2 separate regions of the Homo sapiens genome follow, and region 2 is linked to region 1. A link is an interaction called in ENCODE POLR2A ChIA-PET data of the cell type or tissue named here. Cell type or tissue: OCI-LY7. All regions are shown on one strand. Each heading gives the region's core, and the rest is flanking DNA. Links, peaks and the distances in the headings are about the cores only.

Region 1 (4,395 bases), core at 211-4,210:
ACCCCATCCCGAAAACAAAGATCCAAGGAATTTTAAAGTTTGAATGTAAACATTAATTGCAATGTACTAAAAACAAAACAAAACTGGGATCACGCCTGTAATCCCAGAACTTTGGGAGTCACAGGCAGGAAGATCACCTGATGTCGTCTGAGACCAGCCTGGGCAACATGGCAAAACCCCATCTCTACTAAAAATACAAAACTTAGCCGAAAATGGTGCCGTATGCCTGTGATCCCAGCTCCTAGGGAGGCTGAGGCAGGAGAATCACCTGAATCCGGGGGTGCAGAGGCTGCAGTGAGCGCCACTGCACTCCAGTCTGGGCAACAGGAAAAAATGTTTTCTTCTTCTTTGAGACACAGTCTCACTCTGTAGCCCAGACTGGAGTGCAGTGGAACTGTCTCGGCTCACTGCAACCTCCACCTCCGGGGTTCAGGCGATTCTCCCGCCTCAGCCTCCTGAGTAGCTGGGACTACAGGCGCCTGCCACCACGCCCAGCTCATTTTTTGTGTACCTTTAGTAGAGACAGGTTTCACTGTGTTGGCCAGGTTGGTTTCAAACTCCTAACCTTGTGATCCGCCTACCTCGGCCTCCCAAAGTGCTGGGATTACAGGCATGAGCCACCACGCCCAGTCTAAATTTTTTAATGTTAAAAATATATATATAATATACATTAATATAATTGATTATATATAATAATGTAATTAATATAAAATATATATATTAACTTCAAAGTACAATGGGTAAGGTCAGGAAAAAAAATAAGCTGCCTATTTCCCCACCTTCCATTTTCCTTCACTCCACTTGCCCCTTGTGTTTTACTCCTAGGTTTTAACAAAAGTCAAAAAAAATTTTTAAGTACCTAAAAATTAAGTTTAAGGAAGATGGTATTTTTCCCCTTTCCCCAGAATGTGGACTAAATAAACAGTATGATCCTTATGAAATGTGACTGTGTTGGGCCAGGCACGGTGACTCACGCCTGTAATCCCAGTACTTTGGGAGGCCGAGGCGGGCGGATCACCTGAGGTCAGGAGTTCAAGACCATCCTGGCCAACATGGTGAGACCCTGTCTCTACTAACTAAAAATACAAAAATTAGCTGGGCGTGTGGCAGGCGTTTGTAATCCCAGCTACTCGGGAGGCTGAGGCAGGAGAATCGCTTGAACCCAGGAGGCAGAGGTTGCAGTGAGCTGAGATTGTGCCATTGCACTCCACCCTGGGCAACAAGAGCAAAACTCCGTCTCAAAAAAAAAAAAAAAAAAAAAAAGAAATATGACTATGTTGTTAATGAGAAAAGAGGCTGGCTGGCTCACTGCAGGGGGAAGGAATTCTTGAGTTTTTGTTGTTCCTACTGCTGTGGATGATGAACTCGACACCAAAGGAGATTGTCCCCCTCAAATCTTAACAACCTAACTGTGACGCACTTAAGAGCGTCTGCCACTTGTGATCTCAAAGTACGAAAAGCTGAAGTTACTTGCCAACAGAAACCCGGGAAAACTGTAAGCCTCGAGGATTGCTGGTAGAGCTTCTAAAAATCTGACGTTTAGAAAGATAGATTTGGTCCCACAAGTGGGCCACCAGAAATGGAACTGAAATTTGTCTCTGCATTTTAAAAACTGTAACCAAAACCACAGATGAATAGTAGAAAACTATTTCCTTACAAAAGTTCAGAATAATGTATTAATGGGTAAGATAATGCATATAACACAAATACCTAAAGATATAGTGAACTCCCTTGTAAATTCATAATACACTGTCCAAGGAATTCACAGGACTTTATTTAAACAGTTAATACATAATACATCTCTCACACACAGAATGTTAACAATTAGATATTGGAGGGGTGCTCCAAAGAGATGGGGGTGGGGAGGAATCAAGGCCAAGAACCCTGAAGACCCCTTGAACTCCATTTATTTTCAGTCAACAATGGTGTCTGCTTCTGCCAAGTACCCAGTGATGAGGCTGTGGTTAGGGGAAAATGAGGTGCTTTTACTCACACATCAGAACCACATTCTAGTTTGAATCTAAACTCATCCACAAATGCAAACAAGAAGAGAAAGAAACAGCACTAAAGAATGAAACCAATTTTAACTCTAAGCTAAGCTATGTTGTAGGGCAAGAGGAGGAGGATGGGGAATGAAATTTAGCGTGGCGAAAACTGGAAACAACCAAAGGCATTCAGCTGCTCAGGAGGCTTTTCCCCTCTCCAAAGTGGAGTGACAGAATTAGCCAGAGCCAGCACCCTCCCTGCACCCTTTTCTCCTGGGGTAGGCCCACAGCGGAGTTGCTCTCTGAATAAGAAATCCTGCATTACGCTACATAAAGGAGGGACAGTGTGCAGGATGACCGGCCAACATCAATCTTCAATGGCCATTTCTTAAAATCCTTCTTCACGTTTTCTTCAACAATACCAGCTACATGGCCAAGATTTAAAAGATGGAAGGCCTTTGACAACTTCCTCAAGCCCAGGCTCATTTACCAGCTGGAAACTGCAGGCAAGAAACCCTGTCCAACCAAAAAATCCCAGACTTGTGCTGGCTCCCAGTGGGCACCCCTCCTGCCAATCAGTGAGAAGAGAAAACTTGGTTGTGGTGACCCCAAAACAAGTCTTAAATGTTCCATCATAACTGGTTGTAAAAAGCAGTCAGCTGAAAGGGCCAATAAAGAGAGCGAAACACATGCTGGAAACAGCTGCTCCACCCCTCCCTGCACCTCACCAAGCAGATAAGATGCACCACCTCAACCTTGCAACCTGATGGTGCCCCCTGCCAGCACTGGACACACCCATGGACTCCCAGGAAAAACAGAAAATGCTCATAATCTAAGAAAGCAGATACTAAGTAAATTGGCCAGAGCTACTGCATTCTCTCTGGATGCAGGGCAGAAATCCTTAAGAGTCACAGAGCAGCCTATGGGTGGATTTTAAAGCCTACAAGGAAACGTTCAATAAATATTTGTTGATTGATTTTTTTAAAGAGATGATTAAAGGGTTAGAGGGGGAAAGGCCATGCTACAAAGGTCAAAAGTAAAGCATCACTCATCTAGATATGGGAGTCTGTGAAGGGCCTTCCGATGATTGTCTGGCTGCTTCAGAGAAGGACTGTAACCATGAGCTGGCTGCTCTCTGGTGTCTGCAACTTGGACGGACTGGGAGAGGTGGCCTGGAGGCTTAGAATCCTCTGGCTTTAGAGTCCTCTAAAAAAAGTGAATAAATTATCACCTCTCCAGATTTTACCAAAAAGTGCAGGTTTAACTAACCAAGTTACAGTGGGTGGGCGGGGGGGGGGGGGGGATCAGCAAATTATGTCCATTCTCTACCACCAGCTCCAGGAGGGAGGAAAAGGAGCAAAAGGAGGCTGGGACAACTGAGGCTGCGCAGCGAGATGGGCAGCTGATCCTGAGGCTCCTGAGCCCTGCGCCCTCAGCTGGTTATCAAGGCTGGTTATTAGCGGGAGTAGCCACTATCACCTGCACTTACTCTAGGACTGTTTACAGCAGTTGACATTTATTACCTCCTTTAATCCCCACAGCAACCCAGACCAAGGTTGAGACTGTGATTATCTCTCAGCTGAAGAAACAGAGGCCCAGAGAACATAAGCAACGTGCCTAGAGTCACACAGCTTAAACGAATTATCACTGTTGTTGAGGTCTCAACCCAGTGCTCCCAACCACTAAATTATGCCCTGGGTTTAATGCTGGTTTCAAGATTACCGATTATTAAACTTGCAGCCAGGATTCGCCCAGGTGAACTAAAAAGAAGGCACCTTACACTAATAATACAAACAGTAACCTCTGCACCTGAAATACCACTGTCAAATTGTTGAAAACTTCTATTTCCTTGTTCAACAAGCTTGTTTTGTTTAATAGTGATTGAGTTTGGGTTTTGTCCTTGGGAGCGGAGGTCAGTATTCAAAGCATTCCCAAATTGTTTAATCACATTGTTGAAATAATAACAAAGGAGGAGCAACTCTTCTCACATTGGGTATTATTTGGCTGGGCAAAGAGGTGAGAAGCATATTAAACAGTGCTTCCAATAAATGTATAGAAAGCCTATGAACAAAAATGTTGGACTTTAAAGAAGCCCTAAGGCTTAAAAAGCACCCACCAAAGAGGGAAGGCCAGGAGTTAAGTGGCTTTGCATGAGAGGCAATAAGCCTCTGGCCAGCCACACTGCCCGTGCAGGATTACTGCCCATAGCCTTGCTACTCAAGGCAAAGCAGTAGCATACTTGGGAGCTTATCTGAAAGGCACACCCTCAGGCCCTGCCTGAAACAGAATGAACCCCAGAATGTGCAACATTTCAACAAGATCCCCAGGTGATGCCTATGAATGTTCAAGTTCGAGGTGCGCTACCTATAGGATGAATGCCTTACATCATCATCACACATTCCACCAGAAA
Region 2 (4,395 bases), core at 193-4,192, 1.1 Mb after region 1:
TTTGTCTTTACCTTACTAACTCGATACTAATATTTTGTCCATAATATATGCTGCAGATATTCTTCCTAGTTGTTTGCTTTTGACTTTGTTTGTGGTATCTTTGCTTAATATTTCAATTTCAGGTAAAAAAAAAATCAGGTTAAAATAATTATATGAAGAAGCTGCAGTTGGAAATTAGAGCCGGGTATGGCAACAGGAAGAACTAGTTCAATACTTTCCCTCAGTAACAAAATTGGCCTAAACGCAACATATAGGAGCAATGAAAATCTTTTAATCTACGTATCTCATGTAAGTGTCCCTTTGCTGAAAACAAAAGATAAGTTTGTATTTTATTTTAAGAAACAATTGAGTCTCTAACCTGGAATAAGATCGAAAAAAATAAAGATAGCTATCTCTCTTTTCTCTTGCTGACTTAATTCTGAAATTTCTTGAAAATGCTAGCTGGGATATAGAAAAGAAAATGCTCTTGGAAAAGTAACTTTGCTAATTTAAAAGTCATGATAATAATCATTTTGGAAATACTTTTCAGTTGAGACAAGTTTCTCCAACATTATCACTTTTGTTGCAGGTGGGGATTCCCGGCTAGGTTAAGCACAGCATTTATTCCAAAACATTTTTAGGCCTTCCTTTATGCTAAGCGCTTCTGGAAAAAGAATAATTTATTGCCAATTGGCAGTAGGCCAAGAGCATGAAGAAGTTCGGTATTACTCTAAATGTGCCCCCAGTTTATAGTCATGGAGGGGTGAGGCCTGTATGTAATAAATATAGAAAAATGAATTAGCACAGTCCTGCTTTGAGGGCTTACAGTTTAACAGGGGGTGAGGTTATGTAAATACATCGTACAGTGGTGGGTGCAATGTCGTGGGGAATTGGTTCTACCAGGAAGGATCCAAGCAGTTTCAGGAGCAGCAGCTCTCAAGCACAGTCTAAAGACAAAGTATGCAATCAAACTATCCAGAATCCAGGAAAGCAGATTTCAAATAGTACAGAGGAAAGATAGACGTGATTCCAAAGGCCAAGAATTCTAAAAGCACTTACCATGTTCAAGACATTCTGCTAAGGTGGTAGTTTGAGCCACCAAAAAAAAAAAAAAAAAAAAAAAGGATGAGAATTCTCCACACACAGATGAAGAGGGGCCATGGGAACCAGTATGTTGGTGACCATAGCTCCAATGTGAGTCAACCTTTTGATGTGACTTCTTTTAAAAATAAGATGCATTTTCAAGCTATAATAATAATAATAATAATAATAATAATAGCTTTCATGTGCCCTTTTTACTTTCCAGGCTCTGTTTCAAGTATCTTACATATAACAGCTCCATTTAATCTTCATACAAACCCTAGATCTCCATCTTACAGATAAGAAAACTGGGGCACAAAGCATTTAAGCCACTTACAAATTCATCTCATAGGTGGTGGGTCAAATTTTGAACCTGTGCTTGGATGTGAACCCGGCCATTTAGGCTTCATTGTGTGATTTCATGCCAGCTGTTCTACAAGCAGCTACACTGATTGAGCCTTTACTATCTTCCAAGTGTGTGCTAAGCATTTACACGTATGATGTCAATTGCCATAATCTTGTGAGGCTGTGAGGTTGATACTATAATTAGCCTCTTTCGTAGATGAGGAAACCAAGCATTCAAGAGTTTAGTTGCTTGCTCAAGGTTAAGAGGTAGTAAGTAGCAGAGCCAGGATTTGAACTCAGGGAGAATGATCCCAGAAAGAGCTCACAGGCACTATCATGGAAGCATACAATCCAGAAGGAAGGACATGATGGTTTCATGGCATTCAGCATCACATTTACCATGTGTGCCTTCATAGTTCTCTTTGGAACCCCCACACACAAGAGAATATTCAAAAGAGGGTCTGCAAATATTTGAGGAAGTTTGCAGGAACTGACAGGTTCAGCTAAAAGGAAACTGGAAACAAAGATGTATGAATGTTCTGATTCTATGAAAACAGGGAGAGGAGACTTATTTCCTATGGTTTCCAAGGTGAGAATAAAGAAAGATTTTCCAAAAGTAAACTACTAAATAGAATGGAGCGAGCCCCTGATGCCAAAGCAAAGGCAGGGAGAAAATGTCAGAAAGTTTAAAGAGGGGAATTGTGTGTTGAATGCAGATTTGGTTGAAGTTGCCCCTAAAGTCAACTCTCCTCTATTAGTTTACACAATCTTAATCATCTTCAAACATGCCCAGTGCCTTTTCAAAAAAAAAAAAAAATGACAGAATCAAGACATGGGAAATTCATTAGAAGCTGTTTATCCAGCATTTTATTAACTAGTGTTTGCATGTTTTCTCAATTCTTGAGTGCTTAGGGTTCACACTGATGCTCCTAAAGAAATAAAAGTGCCTTCAGTGTTTTAAAAGTTAGATTGGATTATGTCACTTGTAATTTACTGTTGAGTATATTTTCTAGCATTCTAAGCCTTTTGAAAAATTGTGCTCTGTGAATAGCTAATTGCTCACCTTTAACCAGAATATGTGATTAACTAGGATATCCCAGGCCCCAGCCATGACAAATAGCAAATGTCCCAGAAGAGTCCCCAAATGAGAGGATAGAGCTGAGTAGTATAGGAGGCAGTTTCCCAGTTGGAACCAGAGGCAGCAAACCCCTGCTTGTTTCCTGCTCTGACCAAGCCCAGGTCCCAGAGAACGTTGATTTAAATGTCAGTGGTGCGGTTTATTTAGCTATTTCAGGAACTGGAGCATTACCACGGCCATTGGCAACCAGAAAGCAGCTAGAGCTCAGGAGGGGTGGTGAGCTCCCCAAAGCACAAGGTCTTTTCTTCTTCAGAACTGTCTGGTGGACTGGCCAAGAATGCTGACAGAGGTGAGATGCCAGCTTCAGAGGTAAGCCCCACCACCCCAGCAAGACGCCCCAAATACAAATCTTCCAAGGGAAGGGAGTTTACTCAGTTCATTAATGCTCCTGGCTCCCACTGGCAGCAATCACAGGCAGCGTGCCTACAGCCACCACTGCATATTTCAGATCCCTACTTCATTACCTGTCCCTCCTGGACAGCTGCTCTAATCACTGATGAACAACCTGGAGGATTCGCCTTGTCAGGGCTGGTCAGCCTTGAAGCGCTGTGTCCTCACCCAACTCCTGAGACTGGCCTGGTAATCCCATTTCCTGTGTCTAGAGACACAGTGAGTGGCCAGGGTGAGCAGGGCCAACTACCTGGACTGGGACCAGAGCTGGGCTCTGCCACCTAGCCTTCCCTCCACTTGTGTCCTTTTGCTGACTTGCTGCTGGATCTGTTCTCTCTGCCTGGGGGGTCTTCTGACCCCAGGATGTCTTCCCCTTGCCTGTGCCCTGTGAACTGCTCCCAAGTTCAGCGAGGGCTTTGCACATGCAGCTGAGCTTCAGGGAAAGTGTGCTGGACCCAGTGACCCGAGGCATGTTCTGGTCCCCGGCTCTCTGTGTGGTCTTGCAGCCTTGAGGCTTGTTTCCTTAGCTGTAGCCCAGGGGCAATAACCACTCCCGGCTGCAATGCAGAGAAAAGGAGTGTGGAAGAAAGAAAAGTATGAATGCCTTTGTGAACTGGGAAACACACTACAACACAATAAATAGGAATACGCTATTTTAAAGGGGAAGGACATTTTGACACAGGCTATGACTTGGATGAATTGGAAGGACATTATGCTCAGCGAAATAAGTCAGTCCCAGAAAGACAAATACAGTGATCCCCCTTATCCTCCTGGTTAGATTCCAAGACCCCCAGTGGGTACCTGAAACCGTAGACAGTACTGAACTCCATATGTATTAGTCTGTTCTCACGCTGCTAATAAAGACATACCTGAGACTGGGTAATTTATAAAGGAAAGAGGTTTAATTGACTCATGGTTCAGCATGGCTGGAGAGGCCTCAGGAAACTTACAATCATGGCAGAAGGGGAAGCAAACATGTCGCCTTCACATGATGGCAGGAGGAAAAAGTGTCAAGCAAAGAAGGGAAAAGCCCCTTATAAAACCATCAGATCACATGAAAACTCACTCACTATTAAGAGAACAGCTTGGGGGGACTGCCCCCCATGATATAATTGCCTCCCATGAGGTCCCTCCCCCAACACATGGGGACTATGATTCAGATGACAATTTAAGGTGAGATTTGGGTGGGGACACAGAGCCAGACCATATCACTATATATACTGTTTTTTCCTATACATGCATAAGTGTACAGTGTGAAAATACTGGACACAGGGAGGATTCAGGTCTCAAGCCAGACAGAGCAGGATGGTGCTAGATTTCCTTACACTGCTCAGAAGGGTATGCAGTATAAAATTTATAAACTTCATTTTTTTAAAAACAGAGACAGAGTCTCCCTATATTACCCAGGCTGGTCTCAAACTCCTGGCCTCAAGCAATCTGCCTGCCACAGCCTCCCAAAGTGT

What was found. ChIA-PET counts read pairs that join two places held together with the same protein. Peaks named below come from ENCODE experiments on the same cell type or tissue, not always from the same donor. Only the 100,000 strongest peaks of a DNase experiment are listed, where the experiment ranks them.
Region 2: POLR2A ChIA-PET joins it to region 1 with 11 read pairs; 2 of 35 experiments call an interaction of 5 or more read pairs at or near these places.

The regions. Positions count from the first base shown.
Region 1 is chr6:15,303,197-15,307,591 of GRCh38, reverse strand. The region is part of intron 1 of JARID2 (jumonji and AT-rich interaction domain containing 2); the gene reads right to left. Among named protein-coding and RNA genes, the nearest start is that of JARID2-AS1, 57 kb to the right of the region's middle. In OCI-LY7, for the core only: no CTCF peak of the experiment used is centred there; no DNase peak of the experiment used is centred there; H3K4me3 peaks cover 286 bases.
Region 2 is chr6:14,234,869-14,239,263 of GRCh38, reverse strand. No RefSeq gene overlaps it. Among named protein-coding and RNA genes, the nearest start is that of LINC01108, 48 kb to the left of the region's middle. RefSeq lists enhancers at 2,794-3,294, 3,295-3,795. In OCI-LY7, for the core only: no CTCF peak of the experiment used is centred there; no DNase peak of the experiment used is centred there; H3K27ac peaks cover 510 bases.